Regions from separate parts of the Homo sapiens genome. Here region 2 is linked to region 1. The links are chromatin loops, found by intact Hi-C in ENCODE. Cell type or tissue: adrenal gland. All regions are shown on one strand. Each heading gives the region's core, and the rest is flanking DNA. Links, peaks and the distances in the headings are about the cores only. Region 1 overlaps ITGA11 (integrin subunit alpha 11). Region 2 holds the start of LOC124903513 (a long non-coding RNA gene).

Evidence for each region. Hi-C counts contacts between places; a loop is a spot of excess contacts. Peaks named below come from ENCODE experiments on the same cell type or tissue, not always from the same donor. Only the 100,000 strongest peaks of a DNase experiment are listed, where the experiment ranks them.
Region 2: a loop joins it to region 1, with 2.2 times the contacts of the local background. A loop is called at or near these places in 1 of 110 quality-filtered maps.

Annotation. Positions count from the first base shown.
Region 1 is chr15:68,320,277-68,328,603 of GRCh38, forward strand. It overlaps ITGA11 (integrin subunit alpha 11), which reads right to left. Exons shown (of 30, transcript NM_001004439.2): 16 at 7,820-7,986; 17 at 6,378-6,520; 18 at 4,855-4,965; 19 at 1,142-1,227; 20 at 1-116. Among named protein-coding and RNA genes, the nearest start is that of FEM1B, 47 kb to the left of the region's middle. In adrenal gland, for the core only: no CTCF peak of the experiment used is centred there; no DNase peak of the experiment used is centred there.
Region 2 is chr15:68,464,925-68,473,251 of GRCh38, forward strand. LOC124903513 (a long non-coding RNA gene) reads left to right here and starts at 5,547. Exons shown (of 2, transcript XR_007064689.1): 1 at 5,547-5,605; 2 at 6,752-7,238. In adrenal gland, for the core only: no CTCF peak of the experiment used is centred there; DNase peaks (open chromatin) are centred at 4,522 and 6,124.

The sequences.
Region 1 (8,327 bases), core at 228-8,227:
CCTCCACCGCCACTCGCTGGCGTGTGCTCTCTATGATGAAGACTGTGGTGTCGAAGGACAGCGTGTATGCGGAGCAGTCCTGCGCAGGCTTCCTCAGCACCCTCTGGCAGTACTCCCTGAGAACAAGAGACCACCAGAGACTGGGCAGATGGAATGAGGAAAGCAGGGGTAGAGAGGAGCCCCAGGGTTGGGGCAAAAAGGTGGGTCTGGGCACTTGACTGGCCTCTGCTCATGGGAATAGCCACTGGGAGGAGAGTGGAAATGGATGGCAGGGCTGGAAAGAGCTCACCCTTCAAGACCACTTCCTATTTCAAAGGCCCTTGGTGTCCCCACCATAGAGATCATACCCTCCGCTGAACCCAGAGCTCTTATTTGACCTCACCACTCACGCATCACCACTCCGCACATCATGTTTCCCTTTTGGCCTTGGCTGCTAGGAAGCTCAGCACTAATGTAGAGATAATCCTTATTTTAGCCTAGCTGGTTAGAATATGTGCTCCATTATCCTTCTACAAGTTTTGAATGTGCTATTTCTCTTTATTATCTATGTCATGGTATATATGTTTTCTATCTAAATCATCTCATAGTTGGATCAAAGTTGAGCATAAATTATTGGAAAATATGTTACATAAATTAAGAATATGATATTGTTCATTATTTTCCCTTGTATGTTCGTTTGTCTCTTCCAGGGGATTGTAGGTCCCCTGCTCACCCTCGGCTGGTGTCCCTGGCATCTTTCCATCAGAAGGATTGGAAAGCCCAAGGTGTTCAGCCAGCGGGCCTAGAGGTCACCTCATCTGGGGGCTGAAGGACAAGCACCCAGAACTCCAGAGACTCCTGTCTCTACCTTTCATCTATTTTGTAATGTGGGCTCCGAAGAAAGGGTTTCTTTTTTTTTTTTTTTTTAACAAAATTTGAAATTAGATTAGACTAGTAGTTTCATATTACAGAAGAGACTTTCCTGAGGTTATGCAGGAGTTGGTGGCAGAGCCTGGGCTAGAACGCAGGCTCCAAGTGCAATGTTTGATCCATGCTGCCTGTGAGGAGGATGTCCAGGAAATAATCCAGGGCCCCAGGAGCCCCAGAGCCTCTGGCAGTGAAGGGGAAGGGGCGAGGGTGGGGGTGGAAGGAGCCAACTCACATGGCCGTGGGCAGGTCACTCCGGGCATCCAACACAAGGTCAGGGACACAGTGCTCATCCTCATTGCAGCCGTTCCAGAAGGGCACCTGGGCCAGGGAGAGCCAGGTGTGGGCAGCTGGGTAGGGACCCGCAGCCCCTCGCCCTCAATGTACACCAGCTCTGTCTCCACCACACTAGACATGGGCTGGCTTTCCTGCACTGTCCCCAGACACCACACTGCTCTGTCTTGTGCTTTTCCATAGATGCTTCCCTCTTTAAAACGATGCTCAAAGCTCAGCTCCTCCTGGCTCCCCTCCAGTTCATAACTGAGCTGATGGCACAGAACCCCCACCCCCACTCACCCAGCAGAGCGGTTCTGGTCAACATTTATTGATCATCTACTGTGTGTGGGCAAGGGCTTTGGTACTGGGGATACAAAACAAGAAAGATGCAGCTTCTGCCCTCAGCTCAAGGGGAAGATTGGTGTATGAACAAATCACTAGTGTAAAATGTGCAAAAAAACCGAAAAGAAATGTGCATGAGGAATAGAAGAGGCAGAGAGGAGAAACAGCTGTTTTGGCCTGTAGGAAGTCAGGGAAGCCTTCGAGGAAGTGACAGGGGATCAGAGTTCTGAAGGACGGTCAAGGTAGCTGTGTGGACCGGGATGGAGGTGGTGAAGTCCAGGAGGAAGGACGGCCTGATGCAGGGGCCCTGGGGCAGGAGCGGGACGGTGAGTCTGGGAAATGATAGGTGGGTCAGTGTTGCTGTGGTAAGAGACACAGGGGTGGGAGAGAGGAAGAGATGGTCAGGGGCCTGTGTTTACAGGGCCTTGGGGTCATTCCTTGCAACTGGTAGGAGTCGCCGAATGCCTCAGGCAGGGAATGTCCTGACAGACCTGCATGCTGAAGGCTGCCCTGGCTGCTGTGGGAGAATGGAGTGAGAAGATGGAGGCTCGAGGCAGGGAGACCATTGAGGAGGCTGCCACAACATTCGGGCAAGAGATGACGCTGGTGTCGGTGTGGTAGTGGGCATGAGAGGAGGAAATAGGTTAGTGACCCCAGAGGCGGGATCAATAGGAACCTGGAGGTTGTCGGGGCTGAGGGAGAAAGGGGTCCAGGGTGTCAGCTGAGTTTCTTTTTTAGGTGTCTAGAAGGATAATCATGGCATTTGGTAATAAAAGCAGGGGTTGGCTGGGCGTGGTGGCTCACACCTGTAATCCTAGCACTCTGGGAGGCTGAGACAGGTGGATCAACTGAGGTCAGGAGTTCAAGAACAACCAGGCCAACATGGTGAAACTTTGTCTCTGCTAAAAAATACAAAAATTAGCTGGGCGCAGTGGCTGCAGTCCCAGCTACTCGGGAGGCTGAGGCAGGAGAATTGCTTGAACTCAGGCAGAGGCTGCAGTGGGCCAAGATCGTGCCACTACACTCCAACCTGGGTGACAGAGGGAGATACCATTTCAAAAAAAAAAAAAAAGAAAGTAGGGGTTAAGTGAGAAGTTCAGTGTGCGGCATGTTGAGTTTGAAGTGCCTGTGGCCCACCCAGGGCGAGGACCTCAGCAGGCAGATGGATATTCAAGCCTGGAGCTGAGGGGCAGTAACTGTCACTACCGACAACACAGCCCAAACCAGGGGAGAGGAAACAGGTGTCACAAAGTCATGTGTATCTTAAATTCATTAACTTTTCTCGAAGGAGAGCTCTCTGGCCCTCAGTCAGATCCACACGCTCTTGCTTTAGGCATTGATCTACCCATCTCGCCCCTCAGCTCCCCACCGCAAGGTGGACCTGCCGACTGCAATGGTAGCCAGCGAAGCCATATCCAGGGGTCACCGTGGAGCCGTTTGGGAAAGGAACTTAGTTCAGGATAGGGGCTTTACGGCATTCTAGCACCAAAGTTCATCCTGGTGAGTTCAAGTCTCAAAGAAAAAACAGCCAGCTCCCACTCAGCATACTGTTTAAGAAGTTTGAGAACTATATAATGACCTTCAGAAGAATTTCTATCTGGCTGATTAAAATAAATAATTTAATGTAATAAGCAACTGTTACACTCAATAATATGGGATGGCTCACTTCCCCAACAGGCCAGATATTATGGTATTAGAACAGCGCTGGGCATTTAGTAGAGGCAAAGTAAGACTTTGTAGAATGATGGGAAGAATGTGTCTCACTTGCTGGGGGCTAGAAATCCAGATAAATCAGAGTTTTAGAAACTTAGCTGCTCTACAAAGTTTTCAGCTCTGTTTCTCACCTTTTCTTTATAAGGTGAGAAAGGGGTTTACCTGAAGCTGCATCCTGCCTTTCCTATTTCCCTGCCTTGGTGATGCTGTCAGCTCTCCCGGAATAAAAGCCCATCCTCCCTGTCTCTGCATGTCTGAATCCTGCCTAGCCTTTAAAGTCTGGCCAAAGGCTCCCTCCTCCAGGAAGGCCCTCTGACCTATCATCTGATTGCTTGATTGTACGTCCTCCAAGTGCATACTGCCTCCCACCTGACCTGTGCTGCTCATTACCACCTTGCACGGAGATCGTCGGTGTCAGAGCAGGGATTACCCTGTGTGTTAATCTGCACTGTGGGCTTCAGCATGCTTGTGGGGTGAGTGCCACGTACTCATTCATTTGCCATAGTGACTTTGTAATTACTGCGAGAGGACAAAAATGACTTAGTGCGCCCAGCTTTCCCCTTCTCCCGGCTCACTAACGATGAATCCAGCTTTGCCAGCCCAGGAGCTCAGACTTAGGAGAAAGAGGGGAGGTGTGAGGACGGAGGTTTGGCAGGGGACTGTGGGAGGCCTGGGGAGAGGGGTGTGGAGGGGCTGTGGGGGATGATGGGTGTGAATGAGAGAAGGGGAGGTTTTCAGGGGCATTGCTGTGGACTGTACGGTCCTTTCCTGGTGTTGAAGAAATGCAGGTAAGAACTTGAATAATTCTGAAACTGCTTCCTGGCTGGACTCTGTCACTCACACAGACGTTGCTCAGAGACTGGACCTCACAGAATGGCTTAAGAGCACCGTGGTGTGCTTAAAAGTTGTTTCCCAAATCCTCAAGGTTCAGGCATTAGCTATTCCATTTTATAACTTTTGCCTGCTCTTGCAGCACAGCAGCAGAATTGATCACTGCCTGACATTTTCCTTGAGTGGGATTTACATGGAGTTGCGGCTGCAGGGAGCATTTGAATGTTAGATGTCAAACATTTTGGATGCCCCAGAGCCAGGGATTAGAAAATGTGGCTGAGGGATGGGGCCGCTTCTTTTTGGAATGCTTAGGACCGCTGTCAGTCAGTTAAAACACTTCTTTTTGCAATACTTAGGAGCTCTGTGAATCAGTTAGTCACCTAACAAGCAGAACCCCAGGCTCTAAGAGTCACTCTCTGGTCTCCATTGTCCTCATCTGTAAAGGAGGGAGGTGGGTGATTAAGATCTCCGATCCCTTCTCATCCAGTGGTTCTTTGTATTTCTCCGGTGCTCACCCTGTGCTCCCCTGTGCTGGGGATACGGGGAAACTTGAACAGGAGAAGGCCTGGGCCTTGCCCTTAAGGAATTGATCTGCTAACACTCAGCACAGGCCCCGAGAGAGGCAGGAAGGAGCCACACTGTGGGTTTGCCAGGACAGGAGGTGGGAAGGTGAGATGAGGGATGGTGTCCTCTGTACCCGGCACACTCAGGCTCTGGGCTTTGGGGTTGAGGTGGAGGTGGGGGTGGGGTTCATGCCCGAGGTGCGTGCCCTGTACCGAGATGTACCGAGACTCTGAGAGTGGTGGGCCAGCCGTCGTCCAGCATGGGGCCATGGTCAGGGTCCTCCAGGGAATACTCGACTGAGAAGGTCACTGGCTTCACGTAGTCAGCAGTGTCCTGGGGGGTGGAGATGAGGGCAGCGGTGAGGGAGGAGAGAACGTCATTTTATGAGCCAGGACCGTGGATGCTGAGATAGAACTTCCACCTTCCTTAGATGGCAGGGCAGCTGCCCTGTGCCCTCAGGGTGAGTCTGCAGGTGGATGGAGGTTTCTAGCGGGTCTGTTGGTGGGAAGAGTGTGCTTCTGTGAAAGGAGCTCCAAGCTCAGCTCATGCCAACCTAGCTGCCTGGCTGTTTTGCCAAGCTCCTGCACATCCTTCGGGGCCAGACTCCCATTGCCCGGGTACCTCGGCCTCTGGGAAGCCTGGCAGTGCCCGCCTGTATCCCACCCCACCCACCACTCTCTTCAGACCAGTTACGCCTGCTGCTCATGTAGCATTTGAACCATATGACTGTGTGTCACTCTTCCTTCCCAAGCAAGGAATAGGCCTGGAGCCTCCCAGCATGGCCCTAGCACTGTGATAAGGGCTTCAGCATGTGGAATTGGTGAATGAACAAACTCGTGAGCAAGACAGGGGCGCTCAGGTTGGTTCTGAGCATAGATGGTAAGTAAAGGGGTTGCTTAGAGCAGCCTAAAAATTTCCCCTTGGAACCTGCAATCCCTGATTATATAAAGGCAGTGGCTGTCAAACCTGAGCTGGCACCAGAGTCCCCTGGGAGCTTGTTAAAACACAGGGTGCTGGCGCCAGCCCCAGCCCCAGCCCCAGAGTTTCTGAGTCAGAACAAGTGAATTTCCAAGTTTGTGGGGAGGATGAAGATGCTGCTGGTGTGGATGCGTCTCAGGGGGCCCCTTAACAGGGATGCACCTTCTCAGACCTGCTCACATCTCTGAACTCTGGCCATTGAACTACTGGGACCAGGAGGGCTCTGAGTGACCCTGCTTGCATCTCTGGGGCTGGAGCTGTGAGCTGGGTATTTGGTATCTCTGGATGGAAGTAAACCTCTCATTCTCTTCCTTAGCTATAAAATGGGGCACCAGGCCACTACCCTACTTGTGACATCACTGGCGCCCCTCTCTGTCTCACCTCCTGTTTTGTACATGCCACTGTCTCCTGGACCTGGCCTTTAATTGTTAGCTGCTGCCTGCTTATCCCTCCCTTTGGGGCTGTGCCCCCCACCAGCTGCTCCTAGTTCTCTCTGCTGGACCTACTGAGCCCACCTTCCTCCCTTCGGCATCTGAGAGTGGCAGGAGAAGAGGTTTTGGAAGGATGTCTAGTGAGGTGGTATGTAGCGTGTCTCTGGGGCATGAGGTGGGAATGTGGAGTGGCCAAGGTCAGGGTACACTGTCCCTGGCTGGCTTCCTGAGGTCTGCTGGGGGCTTAGAACCAGCCAGGCAGACTCTCTGCCTCTCCCACGGCAGATGCTCCTTCCTATAGGAGCTTGGGCTCTGCTGGTGGGGCTGCCAGCTTACCAGGACATGGAAGTTGATCCGCTCACAGAGCTCCTGGCCGGAGGAGAGCAGTACGGCTCTGTTGGTGAATCGGTCCCCGCCCTCGTCCAGGTGGGCCCTCGGTGTATACCGCCTCTCATCCATGGTGGCGTTGTATCTGATGCCTGCAGGAGGGGAGAGGGCAAGACCACAAAGGTGGAGCCACATGCCCATCCAAGACTGTCTGCCTCCTCCAGGAAGCCCCCCAGGCTGGCCAGGGGAGAGCTGTTCCTTTCCTCTCACGAGCCCCAGTGTGGGTGAGAAACTCCCACATGGAGAGCAAGTGATTGCATGAGGAAGGTAAAGGAAGGAACCAAAGAAAAGGGGGAGGAAGAGGGTGGAGAAAGAGCAGAAGGAAGAAGTGGAGGGAAAGTGAACACCGCAGATGAGGAGGGGAGACAGGATGTGGGGCCAGGGTGGTGTCATGTTGAGCCCTTGCTGCAGTCAACAACCCCCTCCGCCTCTCCCTCCACCTTCCCTGTCTTTCCCTGGGCTCTGGGATCCCCCTCAGGGCTGGTCAGAGCCTTTGCTGGGTACTTCCTCTCACACCAAGGAGGGCTGGCCAGCCCCTTCCTGCCGGATCCTCAAATCTCTGACTCTATTCTGGGGCATAAACCCTGCTGCCTCCTCCCCTTCAGTTAGGTTTTGCCAATTCCCGGAAAGGCTCAGTCCCTTCTCCTGTTCTCCAGCACGCCCGCAGGTTGCTGCTGGCTCTCATATCTGTCTCCTCTCAGGGACAGAAGTTGAAAGAGAGGGGCACAGCCCCCAGGCCCACCTTTGTCCTCATCTTCCCTTTGGTCTCTTCTTTGTCTGGTCCTGCTCCTTGGCTGAGAGACTCCCTGAGTCCCTGTTTCCTGTGCCAGCACAGACAGTCCTGGAACCCGCAGCTCACTTCCTGAGACCACCTGGGGCCAGGGCTGTCATGAGTAGGTGTCTGACTCCAGACTTAGCTGGAAGTGATGGACCCTCAGAAGGAAACTGCCCTGCTGTGGACTCACACCCACTTCTGAGCGGGGCTCCCTGCTGCTGGGGTCTCATTGACCTGGCCTCCTGGTTTCCAGCACCCCCCCTGTAGGACTCCTGGGTCTGCATCCAGGCAGACTTCTGGGCTTCCACACCCCACTTTTCTCCACTGGCATCAGTCCTGTGCTCTGATCCAAACTCTACGCCCAGACTGTTTCCTTCTTCTCCTGTCCTCCCTGTCATGATCACCCCTGCTCACTGCCACTCTCACCCTGGCATGACATCCCCTCTTTGCCCTTTGGAATGAGAGCATCAAATGGGATCCAGTAGTCATCCAAGGTGGCTCTTGGGCGACCTGGCACTTAGCACCCATTTTGGGAAAAGCCCAGGCTTTGAAATAGAGCAAGGTGCAGGGGGAGACTGGAGTCTGGGGGTGGGGAGAAAGGAGGGGCCTGCTTTACCAACAGTTGTTGTTTGGAAATGGGGTGCCAGGAAGATGGGCGTGAAGCAGAGGAAGGCGGCCAGGCAGGTGGCATCCCTGCCACTGCGCTTGCAGTCTCTGTGGAAGATGTTGATCTTGGATGGCTCAAAGTGGAGGCTGGCATTGATCTGAACCACTGGGCGGGACCTGGAGGAGAAGGGCCAGTGAGCTGGGGTGGGGCAGGGGCTCAGGCTGCCCTGCTGTGACCATGGGGAAAGACAAGAACCAGATGCGAGTGGGATCTGCAAAGCCACTGGAGGGGGTGAGGTGGAGGATGGAGGGGGCGAGGTGGAGGATGGAGGGGGCTTCGGATGTCAAAGGACTGGCAAGAGCGAGCACGGGGCGAAAGGGGCTCAGCCACCTCATGGCCCCTCCATGCAGCCCCTCAGCACTTTCCCCGAGGGGCTGTGCTCGCTGTGGATCATGCTGACTTCCCTTTGCTCCCTCATCATCTTTTATAGCAGTGGTTCCCCACCCTGGATGCACAT
Region 2 (8,327 bases), core at 174-8,173, 140 kb after region 1:
GGCCTCTCTCATCAATTGCAAACCTTTCTGGTTCCATCCCACTGGCTGAATCATGCATTTCTTCTCCCCAGAGGGCCCCGGCTGGGGTTTCTGCCAGACAATCTGACAATCTATGCAGATAACTGCAGGGCACTTTCCCACACAAAAAAATGGGAAAATGGCGCAGAAATTAGAGAACTTGCCTCTCTTCTTCACCCTCCTCCAGTGCCCCACCGTTTCACAAAATGCCTGAGCTAAGCCAAAGAGGAGACCGTCTTAGGAGGACGACACAGGGACTTTGTACCACCTTCAGGTGCCTACTTCTTTCTTAGGTGGGCCAATAAGCTGACCATCCCTTCCTGGGCCCCAGTGCCCTGCAGAAGAGGTGGAGGACTCGGGCTGGTGAGGGAAGACCTGGTGTCCTAAAAGACCTTGGCATCTGCCACCATCGTCTCGATGGTGATGGCACTGGAGCATATAATCACTGCCCAGCAGGACTCACTGCATCCCCACTAGTCCCCCTTTATCTCTATCCCACACTGAAGCCAGAGTTTGCTTCCTGAAATGTAAATCTGTTTTGACTTGTCTCTGGTCTCCCTGTTAAAACCCATCAATGGTTCCCTACTGCTCTCGAGGAATTGTCTGTCATGATTCCAAGGCCCTGCCTTGCCTGCTCACTTAACCCCAGCTTCTTGTGGGCCATTTGCCACCCCCATGACTGCTCAGACCCCACCAGTCTTCAGCCAGTTCTCCAGGGCCACACTCCCTCCCATTGCAAGGCCCTTGTTCATGTTATTCTCTCTGCCCAGAGCACTCTTCCCCATCTGCTACCTGAACAACACCTGCTCAAACTCAGAACTTGGTCTCTGGGTCTCCAAGCCCAGTTCAGTCCCAGGCCTTCAGGCTCTGTCCCCCTCATAGCACCAAAAAACTCCTTATCACAGCAGAGTCATGGTGCAATTGCATGTTTGTCTGTGTGGTTATCTGATTGTCTGTCTCCTCCATAAGAGCAGGGAGCTTGTCTGCTTTTTCCCATTCCTATATACCCAGTACCTAGTACCCTGTGTGGCCTGGAACAAGTGTTCAATTAAGATATGTAGTGTGGGAGAAGGAAATGCTGAATCTGCCTGGTGCCAAACTCCTGCGGTCCAAGAGCTCCCAACAGAGGTCACATGATGTACCCAGAGGAAGACACAGCAGAGTTGAGAGCTGTGGTTGGTTCAGTCCCGTTGCAAGTATGCAAAAGACATGTGTGTGCATCCTCAGGAAGTGTGTGTGCTTATGTGTGTTCACATCCAGTGTATGTATGTGTAGGCATCATCCATGGCCTAAACTCCTGGCAGGCCCAAATCTCTCTACTACATACCTGACAGAGGCTCACCAGCCTTTCACTGGACATTTTCCAGCGACCAGGGAAGCTTCTTCATAGGTAGTATTTTAAAATATAGGCCCTGAGGTCAAATGGGCCTGGGCTGAAATCCCAGCTTCAGCACTGAGCATACTGTTTAAATATTTGGGGCCCCAGCCAGGCACGATGGCTCACACCTGTAATCCCAGCACTTTAGGAGACTGAGGTGGGAGGATCACTTGAGCCAACGAGACTGAGACCAGCCTGGGTAACATAACCTGGGTAACACACGGGTGTGTGTGTGTGTGTGTGTGTGTGTGTGTGTGTGTGTGTGTGTATTTATTTATATTTGAAGCTTCAGCTTTCATTCTTGAAAAAGGGGGATGATGATTTCTACCTTAGAGGATGATAGTGAAAACTAAATGTAATACTGCATTTAATGTACTTAGCACCATGTGTGGCATGCAATAAGAGCTCAATTGCTAGTGGCTATTAGCATTGCTAAAACTAATATTTGGCTCTTCTTCTAGGAGCAGTCTTTGGTTTTTTTCTCGGGTCCAACTTAATCAGCAATCAAGACTACCGTGTCCCTCAAAAGCCCAAAACATTTGTGAAAACCCTAAAGCTTAATGAAGATTTTGAGGTGAGATGAAAGCCAGGTAGTAATGTCATATACAACATAACAGTAGAGGTCCCCAGACATCTTTCTTATCCTGTTTGCTCTCCCCAAGTTTCTCCTACCTTGATACCTCAGTGATACACTTCCCCCACCCTTCCCCCATACAGCTCTTTACTACTCTGTCTGGCAGTTCAGCTCCAGCCCAAACTTGCATTCACCACTAAGGAAAAATGCCACAATTTTCCAGATCTCCCTTCCAGCAGTTATTTAACAATGGTAATCACATTTTGTTATGGAAGATTTCTTTTTGGGCATTTATTCCATTCTTAAGCCCAACTGCTGGTCATTGTTCCCCTTTCTAGCCCTGTGAATGCTATCTCAAAGAAGAAATGATGGTAAATATAATATTCTCCAACCTTCAAGTAAATCCTTTAACCCAATATATTGCAAGGTGAGTCTGTGATAAAATTCTTTCTTATGCGGAGCTGAAATCTGTTTCCCTGTAACTCATACCCCATGCGTAAATGCCCATGAAGTCCATATTCTCCTTCACAAAACAAATCCTTAAAAACTCACATCCATTTCCTTTAGAAAACTTTCTTCAGTTTATTCTGGGATTCATTCTTGGCTGTGTGTCTGCCTGTCCTTTCAGCTTTCATAATGTCCTTTTTTCAGCTGTGGCTCCTGAGAAAACCTGATGCTTGGTTTATCAACCAACTCCCCTTAGCCTCCTTCATGACAGGTCGTATCTTTGCTGAATTTTCATTTGCTCTTATAAACTCTAAGATATAGTATTTCAAATTGAGATGGGAGATTGCCAGTCGCTTCTAAATTGGATAGAGAGATTATTAAAATGCAGATTCTGGGCTTCATCCCAGATCTAGGAAAGCCAAGCCTCTGGGTACAGAGCACAGGAGTAAACAAACTCTCCAGGAATTATGATGCCCAGTCAAAACTGCAAACCAGAACTCTAAGGAAACCACAGATGTACCTGGTAAAATGGGGACTCCTTGCTCCTTGCACATTCTATTGCTCTTTCTCCCCAAGTGGATTTGGCTAAAGAAGGATGAAATTATTGATGGAGTTGGTCGTGAGAGGTGGTTTTTTTTGTTTGTTTGTTTTGTTTTTTTGGCTTTGGTGAGAAGTTGTTTAACAAGTAACAGAATGTTCCTTTCCTGGGGCTTTAGTAACGTTATTTCTGGAGCTACTGGGATTTCCAAAAATGCTCCAGAAGCTGATAAATTGAGCTAATTCCAAACCCGCTGGCCAGTTGCTCAACCATACTATGCATTTTTTGGTGTTCAATAATATTTACTGAGCACCTACTTTATGCCAGGAACTTGGGATACTTCAGTGAGCAAAACAGACATACATCCTGCCCTCATGGAGCTTCCTTGCTAGTAGAAAAGGAATAATCTCACAAGGGCAAAGAGGAAGAAAAGAGACAGCAGCAGACGAGTGATGTTCATTATTTTGGTGCAATAAGATGCAGTGAGGCCGGGCGCAGTGGCTCACACCTGTAACCCCAGCACTTTGGGAGGCTGAGGCTGGTGGATCACCTGACGTCAGGAGCTCGAGACCAGCCTGGCAAACATGGGGGAAACCCCATCTCTAGTAGAAATCGAAAAAAAAATTAGCCAGGCATGGCTATAATCCCAGCTACGCGGGAGGCTGAGGCAGGAGAATCGCTTGAAACCGGGAGGCAGAGGTTGCAGTGAGCCAAGATTGAGCCATGGTACTCCAGCCTGGGCGACAAGAGCAAGATTCCATCTAAAAAAAAAGAAAGATGCCGCCAGGCATGGTGGCTCACACCTGTAATCCCAGCACTTTGGGAGGCCAAGGCAGACAGATCACGAGGTTAGGAGTTCGAAACCACCCTGACCAACATGGTGAAACCCCGTCTCTAATAAAAATACAAAAATTAGCCGGGGGTGGTGGCGTGCGCCTGTAATCCCAGCTACTCAGGAGGCTGAGGCAGGAGAATTGCTTGAACCCGGGAGGCAGAGGTTGCAGTGAGCTGAGATTGTGCCACTGCACTCCAGCCTGGGAGACAGAGTGAGACACCATCTCAAAAAAATGAAACAAAACAAAAAAAACATACAATGAGATGCAGGGGTAAGGAATAACAGAGAGGGATGACCCATGAGGAGGTCATAAAGGAGAAATTCTAGGGTGGAGGAGGGATGGGGGGAGTGGAAGACTCTAAAGGTGATTAGGGACTATGCTGAGGAGAAGCTGCATCTTATGTGAGACTAGAGGAGGCCACCCCTGCAGTAGACTGGTGGCCTACACAGGCTGGTAGTAGCTGCAGCTTGGGTATGGGAATAAAGAGAGAGAAGTGAATGCCAAGGTGAGGACGGGGCACCTGTCCTCATTTAGGAAAGTGAGCTAAAAAGCTAGATTTCCAGGGAGACAGGATTTCTGTGTGGGTCCAGGTAACCTAGACAGCGCTGGGGAACCTCCAGGCAGATAATTTATAGGTCTGGGTATTCCTTATGGCATTCCAGGTCTACTGAACATGGTGCGTGGGTCCTTCTCTGGGCAACTGTGGTATAACAGAGTGGAGAACCTGGCTCCAGAGCTCACAGGAGGTACCAAGTGAAGCCTGGGTTCTGAACACCTTACGGGGAAAGAAGTGTCACACACATACTCACACAGGAGGACACACACACTCAGGTATATTCACACCCATAGTCACATACACACTCAAGTGCACAAGGTCACCCTCTTTCCTTGGTTGTGCTGAGATTCCTAAGGGTGGGTTGGAGGGAAGGCAGGGGACAAACACTGCTGGCAGGCTGGTTTGGGACATCTGAAGTATAGAAATGAAAGGAGGAAAGAATATTTGCAGCTTTCTGATATGTGAGCAGAGCTATGACAATCTCATTCCAGTCCAGCTCTCTACTTCTCCTAGTCTGCAATTGAACCTTTCACAGTGAATTAGTAATAATAGAATCAACAAAGGAAAGAGCTCTTCAAGTAGCACTGAATTGGCATTTAGTCCTCCTGAAAAGTGGAAAACACATTTTTGAGGCCAGATTTTTCATAGCCAGGAAGTCGTTTTAACCAAAGCAACAAGTCTAGTGACGTGTCATTTTTGACAATAAAATTTTGTATTTATTCTATTTCTGCAGTGTAATCTTTTCATCTTTGGATAAATATTTATCTTGTACTGGCTCTGTACCAGACCCTGTTCTGGATGCTAAGGATACGGTGGGGGTAAGGATGAGCCCAGCCCTCCTGGAGCTTACCCTTAGTGCAAGGTCAGGCGTGAGAGCAGAGAGGCTTTGCGTGCCCAGTAGGGCTGGGACCTTGTACTGAGCCCCTGTGGACTTTCTAGTTGTGCGGCCTCCCAGGTGATACTCCAGGAGACGCTACTGCGCCTGGCATCTGTCATCATTTGCAGAGAACGAGCCTGTAGCTGTGTGGGACTCAGGGAGGCCTCAGGACAGTGAGTAGTACAGCAGAGATCTGAATCCAGCACTGTCTGCTCGCAACCACCAGGCCATGCTCTTTCTTTCGCCCACCACCTCTCCCCCAGGAAAGAGCCAGCAGATCAGGATCTCCCTGCTACTCACACTGTGAAGACGGAAGCGAGAGAGAGCCACTTTGCGTGTGGCTGGCTTCAGAAGTCAGAACAGGCTGGGGAGGTTCCTAAGGTGAGTGCTAAAGTCCCAGTTCAACTTCCTTCATTATCATATGGCCTCCAAGTCTCCCTGTCCTGGGTTTTTCTGGTCAGCCAGCTCCATTCAACAAATGCGCTGATGTCAGCTGTGTGCTGGGCCCCAGGAATCCGGGAGTAAATGAACCAACATGTCCAGTGTGCATATGGAACAGAACACTGAGGGTTTGATAGAGTAAAAGCAGAAGCCAGAGGAGGCCTAAGGTCGGGGGACACTTAACTCTGACAGGCAAGTGTGCCCAGACTTAAACTAATGCCTTCTTCTCTTAAGGAAGCTCCCACAGGGAAGGGATTAGCCCCATCATGTCCATTGTACCTCAGTTCCCAGCACAGAAACTCGCATGTAGTAGATGCTCACCAATATTTGGGTAAATGACTCAAAAAAGCAAGGCTGGGATCACTGAACCTGCCTTCCCTCATGCTCTCAGTGACATGACCTGTAGTTCGTTTGCCCTACTTCGGGTGCCCCAGAGAGACACAGCAACCACCACCAATGCCATCACTTAGGGTCTTGTTATTAGTGACCTCAGAGGAGCAGGACCAGGCTACTCACAAGCCTGGTTCCAGAGGTGATTGGCAGCAAAGCTAATGAGGTTTCAGTTTCAGAGCCCCCCGTCTTGGGTGGGTTCTGCAAGGCTGAGGCATCCTCTGCTGAGCATGCAGGAGGAAGCAGCGGTTCAGCCATGCAGTGCGTCTGTAGCCTCTGCCCTGGTAATGCCAGCACCACCCCATATCCACAGGGCACCCTGATACCCCCCCAAGGGATGTCACTGAATGTGTGGGTCCTGCTTTTAAAGCCACAGGAAGGACTCTGAAGGAGATACTGTTATGACCCAGGCTTCACGACGTTAAATCAAGTTTAGCCTAAAGCTGTCTCCTTACATATTTTAAGTTCAACCTAAAGTTTTTTTCTGTACATCATGAACTATAACAAGTGGAGGTGTAACCAGACCGTTGCCTGTGCCAGTCACAGCATTTAGGCCAATTAAATGTAGCCAACGTTTTGAATCATGTTCAAATAAGGCAAACACCTGAGCTGTAACCAATTCAGCTATTTCTTTATCTCATTTCTGATTTCTGTATGTCACTTTCCTTTTTCTCCCCATAAATCTTCTTCCACCAGATGACTGCACTGGAGCTTCTGAGCCTACTCTGGCTTAGGAGGCTGGCTGATTCATGACTCATTAATTGCGCAGTTAGACTCCTTTAAATTTAATTTGGCTGAAGTTTTTCTTTTATCAACGGTCACCTGGCTCCAAGGGCTACCAGTCCAGCAGGTGCAGATGACAGTGGCCCTAGGCATAAAGCATCGGCTGAGCAAGAGACTGCTGAGGACATTTCAGGTGTGACATTATTAGTAACAGGTCGTGGAGCTGCTTCCTCCAAACTACCATCATGAAACACAGTTTAAAAACCCATGCCTGAGGGAAGGCCGAATTATCTTTTTCTTTTCTTTGGAAGAGTAATTTTATAAAATCATTATTACATGAAGAGGTGATCACAGAGTATGGGTCAGAAATGTTAAAATATAGGAAAAAAATGTGTCAGTATCATAGAGGTGTGTAAGACTGTCTATTGCTACTAATAATAAAAACTGTTATTCTTCTGGATTTTGTGATGATTATGTTGTCATATTTTAGAAATGTGTAATTTCTCATTCTTAATAATGATCACTTTGATATCTGATTTTGTATTTACAAAAAATACAAAAATTAGCCAGGCGTGGTGGCACATTCCTGTAGTCCCAGCTACTCGGGAGACTGAGGTGGGAGGATCACTTGAGCCTGGCAGGTTGAGGCTGCAGTGAGCCATGATCAGGCCGCTGCACTCAGGCTGGGTGAGAAAGTGAGATCCTGTGGCAAAAAATAAAAAAAAAAGAAACAATTTGCCAGTCCACAGTCTTGTAAATTTGAACAAATTTGTAATTTGTATATTTTTTTCTTAGAAGGTCTCATCTCCCCTAAATTGTCTAAGCTGCGGGATTGAGATCCACACAACCTGGATATGTCTGTATGGTTCATGGCATATGCTTATCATGGCTGTATCCATGGTCTATCTTTTCATTTATGTATGCGTCACCTTTGAACCTACCACCAACAGCAAGAAATAGAACACTGCTAACTGGCTTTTCCCATCCCATCTTCCTGCCTCCTCCTGTTGAGTTCATCATTATCCTGAATCTTGTATTCATCATTGCTTTACCTTAAAAATATGGTTACCATTATATATGAATACACACACACGTACACAAAAATATACATATATATGTGTGTGTACATGCAAAACAGTTTACCACTACACTTCTGAGGAGTAAATTGTTTAATTTGCTTTTGTTTTTATCTGTATAATCTTTATAACAATGGTATTGTGGTATCTGTTAACTTCTCTCACTTAGGCTTTTTATTCAATAGTTTACTGGTAAAATTCACCTATATTATTGTGTAGCTATAGTTCACCAATTTTGACTGCTGTAAAATATTCTACCACAATTTGTTGATTCAATCTCCATTTGATGGGCAGTACTGTGCTTTTTTTTTTTAGGTTTTTGCTATTATAACATTGCTTTGAAAATTCTTGTATGTGTCTTCCAGTTTTGGGTATAAAACTAGGAGTAGAAACGTTGAGTTCTGAAGGGTATGTGACTGTTCAAATTTATAAGACAGTGAACTGGCAAATCGTTTTTTATTTTTTTATTTTTT